Regions from separate parts of the Homo sapiens genome. Here region 2 is linked to region 1. A link is a contact called in ENCODE Hi-C or POLR2A ChIA-PET data. All regions are on one chromosome and are shown on one strand. Each heading gives the region's core, a stretch centred on a gene start or an enhancer-like site at or near the end of the contact. The rest is flanking DNA. Distances are from core to core; before and after follow the strand shown.

Evidence for each region. Hi-C counts contacts between places; a loop is a spot of excess contacts on that map. ChIA-PET counts read pairs that join two places held with the same protein, here RNA polymerase II (POLR2A).
Region 2: a map of dorsolateral prefrontal cortex shows a loop between it and region 1 (5-fold over the local background). The contact joins two enhancer-like sites. A Hi-C loop is called at or near these places in 2 of 168 maps with a recorded cell type or tissue (dorsolateral prefrontal cortex and posterior vena cava). POLR2A ChIA-PET finds 5 or more read pairs at or near these places in 2 of 52 experiments (HEK293 and OCI-LY7).

The regions. Positions count from the first base shown.
Region 1 is chr5:79,574,683-79,581,286 of GRCh38, reverse strand. It overlaps LOC105379047 (a long non-coding RNA gene), which reads right to left. Exons shown (of 3, transcript XR_948497.3): 3 at 1,964-2,272. Among named protein-coding and RNA genes, the nearest start is that of TENT2, 34 kb to the left of the region's middle. Within about 2 kb of position 2,231, at least 2 of the 41 ENCODE cell types and tissues checked have a DNase peak (open chromatin) inside an H3K27ac peak, as active enhancers do.
Region 2 is chr5:79,723,052-79,729,145 of GRCh38, reverse strand. CMYA5 (cardiomyopathy associated 5) reads right to left here. Exons shown (of 13, transcript NM_153610.5): 2 at 1-231. Among named protein-coding and RNA genes, the nearest start is that of CMYA5, 36 kb to the right of the region's middle. Within about 2 kb of position 1,250, at least 5 of the 41 ENCODE cell types and tissues checked have a DNase peak (open chromatin) inside an H3K27ac peak, as active enhancers do.

The DNA of each region.
Region 1 (6,604 bases), core at 982-3,481:
TGTTGCCCAGGCTGGAGTGCAGTGGCATGATCTCGGCTCACTGCAACCTCTGCCTCCTGGGTTCAAGTGATTCTCCTGCCTCAGCCTCCCAAGTAACTGGGATTACAGGCATGTGCCATCATGCCTGGCTAATTTTTTGTATTTTTAGTATGGATGGGGTTTTAACATGTTAGCCAGGATGGTCTTGATCTCCTGACCTCGTGATCTGCCTGCCTTGGCCTTTCAAAGTGCTGGGATGACAGGCGTGAGCCACCACGCCCGGCCGAGAATTTGGAGTTTTTAAGGATCATTTGGTGGGTAAGGGACAGTGAGTAAGGAGTGCTGATTGGTTGGGTTGGAGATTAAACTCATAGGAAGTTGAAGCTGTCCTCTTTTGCTGAATCAGTTCCCGGTGGAGGCCACGAGATCAGATGAGCCAGTTTATCCATCTGGGTGGTGCCAGCTGATCTATCAAGTGCAGGGTCTGCAAAATATCTCCAGCACTGATCTTAGGTTTTGCAATAGTGATGTTGTCTCTAGGAGCAATTTGGGTAGGGTCAAAATTTTGTAGCCTCCAGCTACCTGACTCCTAAACCATAATTTCTAATCTTGTGGCTAATTTGTTAGTCCTACAAAGGCAGTGTCCCCAGGCAGAAAGGGGGTTTATTTTGGAAAAGTGCTGTTACTGTCTTTATTTCAAAGTTAAACTATAAACTAAGTTTCTCCCAAAGTTAGTTTGGCCTATGCCCTGGAATGTACAAGGACAGCTTGGAGTTTAGAAGCAATATGGAACTGATTAGGTCAGATCTCCTTCACTGTAATCATATTCTTAGTTATAGTTTTGCAATGGTGATTTCAATCCCTCTCTTTGAGGTTTATAAGACCTTATTCGTAAGGTGTGTCTAGGAAGATGGGAAAAGGTCGAAAACTGCACTGGTTTCTTCCAGGGGGCATAGTGAGAATAGGAGTTGACCCCAAGGTGAGAGGAGTGGAACCGCTTTGCAGCTGTCTGAGCATAGGGACTGGGTTGGGGTTCCAAGGCTTACCTGACAAGGCTTCAGTATTCTCATCTACAGTTTTAGTGAGTAGCATACTATAAGGTAAATGAGTCCTAGGATAAGAAATGCAAATCCTAGTTTTAGAAGTAAAGATTTGAAAGCATTAGTTTGGGGACTTGTAGCCAACAAAGAATTTAGGATTTAGTCCAAATTGCAGAGAATAATAAAAACTTGAGAACAACTAACAATAGGTGTACTGTAGTTTTCTGAAACGTAATTTTTCTCTTTCCAGTCCCCATTTTTATTAAAGCAAAACAAGTTTTAGTCGTATTATGCATGGCCTGATTGTTTGTATAAAGTGCAGCAAGAATAATTATTTACCATATAGGCTCCTTTTAAAATTGGCTTTGCTGAGGCTAGACAAGGTGGTCCATGCCTATAATCCCAGCACTTTCGGAGGCTGAGGCGGGTGGATCACGAGGTCAGGAGATCGAGACCATCCTGGCTAACATGGTGAAACCCCGTCTCTACTAAAAATACAAAAATTAGCTGGGCATGGTGGCAGGCACCTGTAATCCCAGCTACTCAGGAGGCTGGGGCAGGAGGATCGCTTGAACCAGGGAGTTGGAGGTTGCAGTGAGCTGAGATTGAGCCACTGTACTCCAGCCTGGTGACAGAGCGAGAATCTGTCATAAAATAAAATAAAATAAAATAAAATAAAATAAAATAAAATAAAATAAAATAAAAATTGGCTTTGCTGAAACTTTGTTCCATAAGGAATCTCAGATTATACTTTTTAAAGCCTTGGAGCCCATCCACAGATTTATCTACGGCTGCAAATATACCTGTATGAGTTGGGTGAATTTTCCTCCTCTCCAGGTCCCAAGATAACTTGGGATCCCTGGACTTTCAGAAGGTGACATTCTTTACTCACCACAGGTCAGGAAACCTGTACAGAGACTGTGTAGACAAAGTATGAGGCCAGCTTTCCTGCAGGGCTTTTATTGGCTCTATAAGTCAACTTCGATTCCTTAAAGCAGTCTGTTTATATTTGAAAGCACGACATTTCAAAACCTTGGTAAAATAACCATCATATCCAATTGTGTCCCTTTTTGTCAGCATATAAGGTTTCCAGGTTTCTTTTCTCTGCAGCTTCCAGAAGAATGGACAGTCAGACTGAGTCAGGCCTGTTGAGCTTCCACTAACAATTCCTCCAGGTTTCAGCAAATGTGACCGACCAGACAAACTGGAAGAGCCTGTTGGACTTTCATCAGCAATTTCTTCAGAGATCTCCTCTACACATGCAAATACACACAACAAAAAAGTCAAGCAGAAGTCCTTCCAGACAGAGATTCCAGATTAAATCACAAACCAAGACTATTCCTCCAAATAAGTCCCCTATTCTCCATCCAATTAGAGCAGACACCCCACGATGGGGCTATAGACAGGCACCCCATGATGGGGTTACAGATAGCAACCCTTTCATTGAGGCCAACAAATCAGGAGAAGGAAGGGGCTGTTAGCAACACCTAGAATACTCATCTAATCAGACGCCCTGTGATGGGGCTACAGACACCCCATGTTGGAGCTACAGACAGACACCCTGTGATGAGGCTACAGTTATGGGATGTCTCCCCAGGATTATTTCTCTATCACAATTAAATCCATGCACAATGGGTCAGTAATGCCATGCCAATACAGACTGTGCCAGAGTCAAAGAGAACTAGATGTCTGCTTGGGCTGGCCTCTGGATCAATCAATCACCAGTAGGGGGCTATCAAACTGTGGGTGGGTAGAAACAAGGGCAATCCTGGATGAGCCCCCAGATTTGTAACTGCCCAACAGGTTCTCCTTGCCCACTGCCTAGATACAGCTGATTTATCAAGACAGGGGAACTGCAATAGAGAAAGAGTAGTTCATGCAGAGCCAGCTGTACAGGAGACCAGAGTTTTATTGTTACTCAAATCAGTCTCCCCAGTACTATTTCTCTATTGCAATTAAATCCATGTGTATTGGGTCGGCAGCATCCCATTAGTAGAGACAGTACCAGAGTCAGCCCTGAATCCAGAACTAAGTGGCCATTTGGGCTGGCCTGTGGATCCATTGCTGGAGTTGGGTACTGAGCCACAGGCAGGTAGCCACAAGGGTGATCCTGGACAAGCCCCAGATTTGTAACTGCCCAGTGGGTTTTTCTTGCCCACTGCCTGGATAGAGCTGATTTATCAAGACAGGGAATTGCAATAGAGAAAGAGTTTAATTCACACAGAGCCAGCTCTACCGAAGACTGGGGTTTTATTATCACTCAGATCAGTCTCCCTGAGAATTCAGGGATTGGAGTATTTAAGGATAATTTTGTGGGTAGGGGCCAGTGAGTTGGGAGTGCTGATTGCTCGGGTCAAAGATGAAATCACAGGGAGACAGTGCTGTCCTCTTGTGCTGAGTCAGTTCCTGGGTGGTGGCCACAAGATCAGATGAGCCAATTTATCCATCTGGGTGGTGCCAGCTGATCTATCAAGTGCAGGGTCTACAAAATATCTTGAGCACTGATCTTAGGTTTTATAATAATGATATTATCTCCAGGAGAAATTTGGGGAGGGTCAAAATCTTGTAGCCTCCAGCTGCATGACTCCTAAACCATAATATCTAATCTTGTGGCTATTTTGTTAGTCCCACAAAGGCAGTCTAGTCCCCAGGCAGGAAGGGGGTTTGTTTTGGGAAAGGGCTGTTATTGTTTTTGTTTCAAAGTTAAACTAGACACTTGAGGCTAGGAGTTCAAGACCAGTGTGGCCAGCATGGCGAAACCCTGTCTCTACTAAACACACAAAAATTAGCCAAGCATGCTGATGCACACCTGTGGTCCCAGCTGCTTGGGAGGCTGAGGCACAAGAATCGCTTGAACCCAGGATGTGAAGGTTGTGGTGAGCTGAGATCACACCACTGCACTCCAGCCTGGGTGACAGAGCAAGACTCTGTCTCAGAAAAAAGAAAAAAAAAGTTAAAACTATAAACTAAATTTCTCCCAAAGTCAGTTTGGCCTATGCCCGGGAATGGACAAGGACAACTTGGAGGTTAGAAGGAAGATGAAGTCAGTTAGGTCAGATTTTTTTCACTGTAATTATATTCTGTTATAATTTTGCAATGGCAGTTTCATGGTAGAGAAAGAGTTTCATATCTATAGATAAAGGTTACGTAATTATTTGTAAATTTTATCCATTTGTTATGCTGGTGGTGGTTGTTTTTTTCCTGCTCGTTTTTCTTCCATTGGAAACGTCGTATCTATCATTTCAAAGGGAAGGGACTCTAACATTTTACTGAGCACTTACTGTACAACAGGCATTAGACTAAATTTCTTATTTACTATTTAGAAGAGGAAACAGTTCAGAGCACTCTGAGCTATGTGAGGTATGCAAAATTTATCAGGCCCAGAGGGAATGAGTATGGGACTTCCGTTATCCCCCATTCCCACAGGCAATTGGCTAAAAGCATTTTGTTCCTGACTAGCTGCCTCATCCATTATCTTCATTTTCCTGGAATTTGAGATACAAAGAACAATGTGGCAGACAATCGATATCTTGTGTTATTTTAATGTAAATTCTTGGTAAGCAACTTAGGAACTGCCTCTTCTTTTTTCCTTTAAAAACCCACTTGTAACTGCTGCTAAGCAAAGCATATATTCAGGGCACCTTGGATCTATGCTCCTGGGTTGCAGTCCTCAAACTCAGCCCAAATCAACTCTCTACTTATATTAATTTTGCCTCAGTTTTTTCCTTTAGGTCGGCATGATTCAGAGTGACTTCCCACCATCACCTGGTGTTTCTCTCTGAAATAAGTGCTTGGTACCAGCATGAACCCATTGCATTCTCCATTTTTGGAGGTCCTACCACATGCTGGGGGTGACTTCTTTTGAATCTGAACCTTCCTTTCTTTTCAGTTGCAGTCTAGATTTTGAGCTGTTCTGCAAACCATCTCTTTCCTTTAAGAATGAGGGCTTTAGTTTCTCTCCCTGGATAGGAGATTCAAGTAAAAAGCTCTGCAGAGAGCTGCCTTCTTCTTGTTCCTCACAGTTCTTCGGCCTCAAAGCAGAAGGTTCAGTTCACAGTTGGGCAAGAAGTTATGCAGAGGACTTCTGCCTTCTCTGCCTCTACCTCATGACAAAAAGTTCAAGTTATAGATCATTTGGTTACTCTAGCACCGGTGGTTTCACCACTTCTGGCCTAGAATTCTATAGCATGCTTTTAAAACTGCAGCTGCTTTGTTACTTATAATTTGGACTTGTATTTTCATTTGTGACCAATTTCTGTTGATTCCAAACCAAAGCATGCATATGGGTAATTTATGCTCATAAGCAGCACACTTTGACCCAAAATATATTTCTGGCCTTGATCACTTTTGAAAAGTTCCTAAATTATAGGAAATCAAGCTTCAAAATCTGAGCACTCTTTAAAGGGACAGCTACCTTTAGAAACACTAGCTCGTTTTAGGTACAATGCTTATGGGGCATCCTCTTGTAAATATCTAAGAAAATTGACCCACATAACCTGGAATGGTCATAAGCATCAATGGCTGAAATGGGGGGGATCCTTTGAAATGCGTAAAATAATTCATTTGTGTCCACAGTTGGAAAAAGCTGAACTAGACAAACTGAATGAAAGACATACTTTTTTTTTTTTTGAGACAAAGTCTTGCTCTGTTGCCCTGGCTGTGCAGTGGTGCGTTCTCAGCTCACTGCAACCTCCGCCTCCTGGATTCAAGAAATTCTCCTGCCTCAGCCTCCCAAGTAGCTGTGACTACAGGCACGCGCCACCACGCCTGGCTAATTTTTGTATTTTTAGTAGAGACAGGGTTTCACCATATTGGCCAGGCTGGTCTCAAACACCTGACCTCGTGATCCACCTGCCTTGGCCTCCCAAAGTGTTGGGATTACAGGCGTGAGCCACCGTGTCTGGCCTGAAAGACATACTTATTGTTTGTCATGGTTGAAATTTGATAAGAAAAGACTTGAAAATATTTTTTAAAGAGTTCTAACAGCTAGAAGTTAGCTTAATTAAAAACTGATATTCAGACTACAACTTACTTTGTGAAAAATAAAGAAGGTCTTTTTGCTTTTCCTCTTTTGTTTTCTGTTTCTGGGTTTTTTTTTTGTTGTTGTTAATATACTAAAAACCTTATTTTAAAAAATGGTTGGTTCCCTCTGTTTCCTATTTTGTTGGCATGATTTTTGCTGAGAAAAAACTGTAAAACTTCACTGGCCTTTTAGATAGCTTAAAATCTCCCTCAAGCCAGGTGCAGTGGCTCACGCCTGTAATCCTAGCACTTTGGGAGGCTGAGGTGGGCAGATCACCTGAGGTCAGGAGTTCAAGACCAGCCTGACCAATATGATGAAACCCTGTCTCTACTAAAAATACAAAAATTACCTGGTTATGGTGGCACATGCCCGTAATCCCAGATACTTGGGAGGCTGAGGCAGGAGAATCACTTGGACCCAGGAGGCAGAGGTTGCAGTGGGCTGAGATCGTGCCATTGCACTCCAGCCAGGGTGACAGAACAAGACTCCGACTCAAAAAAAAAAAAATCTCCCTCAGTTGGGTCCTCCAGGACTTGTTCTTTCACTCACTTCCACTTCTGCT
Region 2 (6,094 bases), core at 1-2,500, 150 kb before region 1:
TCATCCACAATAAAGGAAACATTTCCAGGAGGAGAATTCACAGTTGACCCTTCCCGACTACACACACCAGAAGTCTGACTTTCTTCTGAAGCCCAAGGAGTAGAAGATCTACTTGAATTGGTTTCCCAGGTTATCCCACTATCTTCCCTTTGGACTGTCACCATGGAAAAGGAGGGGTCAGATATGATATACTCCTGCTTGATCTTTCCCTCTTCATCCTGGTCTGATAACCTATAGCAAATAACAATATTAATTATATATTATCATAATAAAATAATACTAATTAATAGAATAAGTAAATACATTTTTACCAGGTAAAGGATTAATGTGAAATTAAAATACAGACATCAATATTGCCTTCCATGTCAAAAAGAGGGATGTATATCAAATAAAGTTTAAAAACCAAAGTCAGGATACCCAATACAATGACACATCCCAGGCTGGAATGACTCACTATTCCACAAACTCAAAAAAGCTAAAGTTAAATTTACCACCTTCTCTCATCAGGATTGCCTTCCTGATCTTGTCGGGACTCAGCAGTCACTCAAGCCCACTCTAGTCACCAGCATCTTCATAATAACTCTTGTATCTGTGCTCTCTCTGTTACCACGATCGCCACCTCACCCAGCTTTTCACCACTTCCCTCCTAGTCACTGCCATTAACTTCCTAACTGGTCAGCTGGTATCACAGGTACCTCATTTTCCCCCACTCTTAACCCACTGTGCCGCATCCTCCCAGACTGGCTTTACTAACCAGCTCAGTATGCCACCCCCTGCTTTAAAATCTCAGCAAATTCTTCATATCCACAGAAGAAAAAAAAAAAAAAGATGTTCAAAATCCTTAGCTCTCTAATCCCTATCTGACATTCTTTCCAAGTGTGTACCTGCACCCTACCCCTACAGGTAAATTCCTGTTTTAACAATAATTCACTGTTCGGCAAATAGATCTTGGGAACTCTGAGTCATGATAAAGAGAAAACAGGTCATTGAATAGAGAGAGGTCACAAAAAATGTCAACCTACTGTGCTTCACTTTCCTCATCTATAAAACAGGGATAATAATAGAACCTATCTCGTGAGCTTGTTGAGAAGATTAAATTAGTTAACTCATGCGAAATGCTTAGGGAATATTCCTGGCATGTAGTTAGTGCTCACTCAATAAATGTTATCTGTAGTCAGGCCTTCCTGATGACACATGATGAAAGGCGCCTGGGCATGATCACTTGCAGCTGCTACAGGATACAGAAGTGTGGAAAGGCTGTGTCCGTGGACTGGTCTCTCATCCCTTCCGAGATGGCTGGCTTTGGCCGCTCCTTCATTTGCTATTGGGCCCCCATCTTAGACTCTGTAGCGCTCTTCTCTGAAATTGTCTTCTACCTCTTCCTCACTTGTACTTACGCTGTTCCTCCATTTAGAATGCAGAGCCCCGACAATACTCCACTTCTGCAACTGTAAATTCTACCTACTCCTTAAGGCTGGGTTTAAATTCCTCTGCGGTTATCATTCCTGACCAATGCAGCAGCCGCGTTTGCCATCACTTCATAAACATATTTCCTCCTAGGAATATGCAAGATGAAGCCCAGCTACTGACTGGCTTACATCTGTCTACAACAATAAAAACAAAAAACCTTCTGTTAAAAACACGAAACATAAGTGTTAAATTAAGACAATTGAAAAAAAATCTACAGTTAGATTTATGTCCCTTCGTAAACTGTTTTTATCATCAGTCTCTGCATATATCAGAGGTCCTTAACTCTGAGACATTATAAAAACCACCTGTGGAAACTTTTTTAAAAATACTAATACTGCCCCATACCCTTCTCCACAGAGATTCTGATTTAATTGTACGAGGGTCTGGTCTTCACATTGCTATGTTTTTAGATTTTAAAAGCTGCCAGGCGACTACAATATGTATTCAGAATCACTGGCCTGGCCAGGCACAGTGGCTCACGCCTGTAATCCCAGCACTTTGGGAGGCCGAGGCGGGTGGATCACCTGAGGTCAGGAGTTTGAGACCAGCCTGGCCAACATTGTAAAACCCCATCTCTACGAAAAATACAAAAATTAGCTGGGTGTGGTGGTGGGTGCCTGTAATCCCAGCTACTCAGGAGGCTGAGGCAGGAGAATCTCTTGAACCCAGGAGGCGGAGGTTGCAGTGAGCTGAGATCACGCCACTGCACTCCAGCCTGGGTGACAACAGTGAAACTCCGTCTCAAAAAAAAAAAAAAAAAAAAAAATCACTGGCCTAAACAATCCTAGCTCTGACACTTAAATAGCACATATCTTTCTTTCTCACTGCAAACCCTTCCTGGTTTGTTAGGTTGGGTGGGGACCAGGACCATAAGTCCTTGCAGGTGCACTCAACTTCCCTTATTAAGCTTCAGAGTTTCCCCAGCAGTCTACTGCAAAGGGGTTATGGCTGTCCTGAGATCCTGGTCTCCTTAGTTCTCAGCACAGCCATGGGGAGCCTGGGGCAGCCAGGCCCCTTGGGCCACTAGCCTGCAATAGCAAGCAGCCAGATCCATTCACCCTAGTGTGCTATAAATTATATCATTTTCTATACATGCCATGAGTGAAGGGTCGGGAAGAAGTAGTCTCTCCACTTCCCCGCAACTCTGCTCTCACTCATTTGCTTGGGTATTAAACTGCTGAACTTAATTAGGAATTAATACTGTATCTTGGTCCTGAACAGAATCTTATTTTAAACTGTTTTTTCAGGCTCTTTTACATACCTAATTAAAGCTATTCCACAAAACTTTCAACTCATCCTACATCTTCTCTCTTCCATGTCACTTAGAAATAGGATGAAATTAAAAATTAAGGTTATGACATGCATCTGGGAAGTCAGCATTTTGAATGCCCATGAATGTAGAAGCATTATAAAATTCAATTATAAGTTCAATTTAGAGTTAACTATTGATTGTAAATTCTATGTGCCCAACCAGAGAAGTTTTCATTACCAGCTAGAATGAGTTCATGAGTGCTGAGGAGAGAACACACGTGGTGGTCACAAGACAGGAGAGCCCTACTGATTCACTCACTCAATCGTTGCTTACTCATTTTCATTCATTCATGTATTTCTTTACTTAATAAACTTAATAAACTTTCATTGAGTTCAAATACTAGGAGTACAAATATAAAGCACTTAGAACCTTCTTCTAAGAAATTCAAAATCTAATATGGAGAGACAACCAAACATTCTTTTTTAATTTCCAGTTTTTAAAATTTATTATTTTATTTTATGAGACAGAGTCTTGCTCTGTTGCCCAGGCTGGAGTGCAGGGTTGCAGTCTTGGCTCACTGCAACCTCTGCCTCCTGGGTTTAAGTGATTCCCCTGCCTCAGCCTCGGAAGTAGCTGGGATTACAGGTGCGTGTCATAACGCCCGGCTAATTTTTTGTATTTTCAGTAGAGACGAGATTTCACCATGTTGATGAGGCTGGCCTCGAACTTCTGGCCTCAAGTGATCTGCCCACCTCGGCCTTCCAAAGTGCTGGGACTACAGGCGTGAGCCACCGCACTCTGCTTCCATTTTTATTTTAGATCCAGGGGGAACATGTGCACATTTGTTACATGGGTATACTGTTTGATGCTGAGTTTGGGGCTTCTATTAATCCCATCACCCAAATAGTGAACATAGTACCCAGTGTGTTTTTTAGCTCTTACCCCTCCCTCCTCCCCACTTTTGTAGTCCCCAGTGTCTATTGTGCCCATCTTTATGTCCATGTGTACCCAAAATTTAGCTCCCACTTATAAGTGAGAACATGTGATATTTAGTTTTCTGTTTCTGCATTCATTTGCTTAGGACGATGGCCTCCAGCTGCATTCATATTGCTGCAAAGGACATGATTTAATTCTTATTTATGGCTGCATAGTATTCCATGGTGTATATGTACCATATTTTCTTTATCCAATCCACCGTTGATGGGCACTTAGGTTGATTCCATGTCTTTGCTATTGTGAAGTGCTGCAATGAACATAAGTGTACATGCCTTTTTGGTAGAATGATTTATTTTCCTTTGGGTCTATACCCAGCAATGGAATTGCTGAGTTGAATGTTAAGAACATTTTAATACAGTGTGATAAGTACTATTACAGAAGATAGGCAAGATACAATTAGAACATACAGAAGGGAAAACTTCAGAGGGAAAATACTTGAGTTGGTTTGTAGAAGAAGAAATAGGAGTTTGCTAAGTGAATGAAGATAGGAGATGGTGTAAGGATGGGGAGGTCATTCCAAGAAAAGGTCATAGGATATAAAAAATGTAGCATGAATAAACAGTCTGGCTCACTGAGAGATCCAAAGTTGAATGACAGAGCCAACAGGAACTAGAGAATGATTATACAGTATTAGCATGTGTAAAGCCATGGCAGTATTACACTCAGTCTAAAGAAACAATGTATTAACAGAAGAGAAATGGTCACCATACCATTCAGTGTTCCCATCTATGTAAATATCAGCTTTTCATAGTTAAAAGATATTGGCTATGAAAATCATCTCATCCATTCCCCTCTGACTGCATTCTCACAAAGCAACCTTCTGATTATCAGTTAACATCCCACATAGATTTATCTATAGGAGTGTAGTGAGACAAATAATGTCTTGGGAAGCTCACTTCCTCCACACTTTCAGCGTTGAGCAAGAAGGTTCAGCTGATCTGAGTTAGATCAAGCAAACAGACTGATACCAGAGATGTCAAAGGCTCCCCTTTCATTTGGAGGATAACCCTCATCTGATGAAGGAAGTTTCCTTCTATTCCTATTTGCTAAGGCAGTTTTTTAAAATGATGAATGTTAAGTTTTATTAAACAATTTTTTGGGTGGGGGATGGAGTTTCGCTCTTCTTGCCCAGGCTGGAGTTTATGGTGCGATCTCGGCTCACTGCAACCTCCGCCTCCCGGGTTCAAGCAATTCTCCTGCCTCAGCCTCCCAAGTAGATGGGATTACAGGCGGGCACCACCACGCCTGGCTAATTTTGTATTTTTTTTTTTTAGCAGAGATGGGGTATCACCATGTTGGTCAGGCTGGTCCCAAACTCCTGACCTCAGGTGGTCCACCCACCTCGGCCTCCCAAAGTGCTGGGATTACAGGCCTGGGGTACCACACCCGGCCGATTAAAAAATTTTTTATGAAACTATGGAAATGATCATATTTTCTTTTCTATCCTGTTAATGTGATAAATTACAGTGATTGATATCCAAATAACAAACCAATCTTGAACTCCTGAACTGAACTCAACATGGCTGTGATACATTATACTTTTATATAATGCAAGATTTTCTTGTTTGCTAATACTATGTTTAGAAATTTTTCTCCCATGTTAATGAGTGATATTACCCTGTAATCTCCTTTTCTTTTCTTTTTTTTTTTTCATTGTTTTGTTTTTGAGACAGGGACTCGCTCTGTCACCCAGGCTGGAGTGCAGTGGCACGATCATAGCTCACTGATACCTCAAACTCCTAGACTCAAGCAATCCTCTCTCCTCAGCATCCCACGTACCTGCAAGTATAGGTGTGCCCCATCACACTTGGTTAATATTTTAATTTTTTGTAGAGACAGGAGTCTTGACATGTCACCAGGTTGTTCTCAAACTCTTGGCCTTAAGCCATCCTCCTGCCTTGGCCTCCCAAAGTGATAGGATTACAGGTGTGAGCCACCATGGCCAGCCTGTAATCTCCTTTTCTTTTCTTTTTTTTTTTTTTTTCCTTTGAGATGGAGTCTCACTCTGTCACCCAGGCTGAAGTGCAGTGGTGTTTTCTTGGCTCACTGCAATCTCTGCCTCCAGAGTTCAAGCGATTCTCCTGCCTCAGCCTCCCGAGTAGCTGGGATTACAGGTGCCTGCCACTGCTCCCGGCTAATTTTTGTATTTTTAGTAGAGATGAGGTTTCACCATGTTGGCCAGGCTGGTCTCAAACTCCTGACCTCATGATGCACCCACCTCGGCCTCTCAAAGTGCTAGGATTACAGGCGTGAGCCACTGCACCCGGCCTATGTAATTTCCTTTTCTATAATGTGTTTGTCAGGTTTTTGTAGCAAGATTATGATGCCTCATAGAACAAACTGGGAATTGTTCCCTCCTTTATTCTCCTCTGGAAG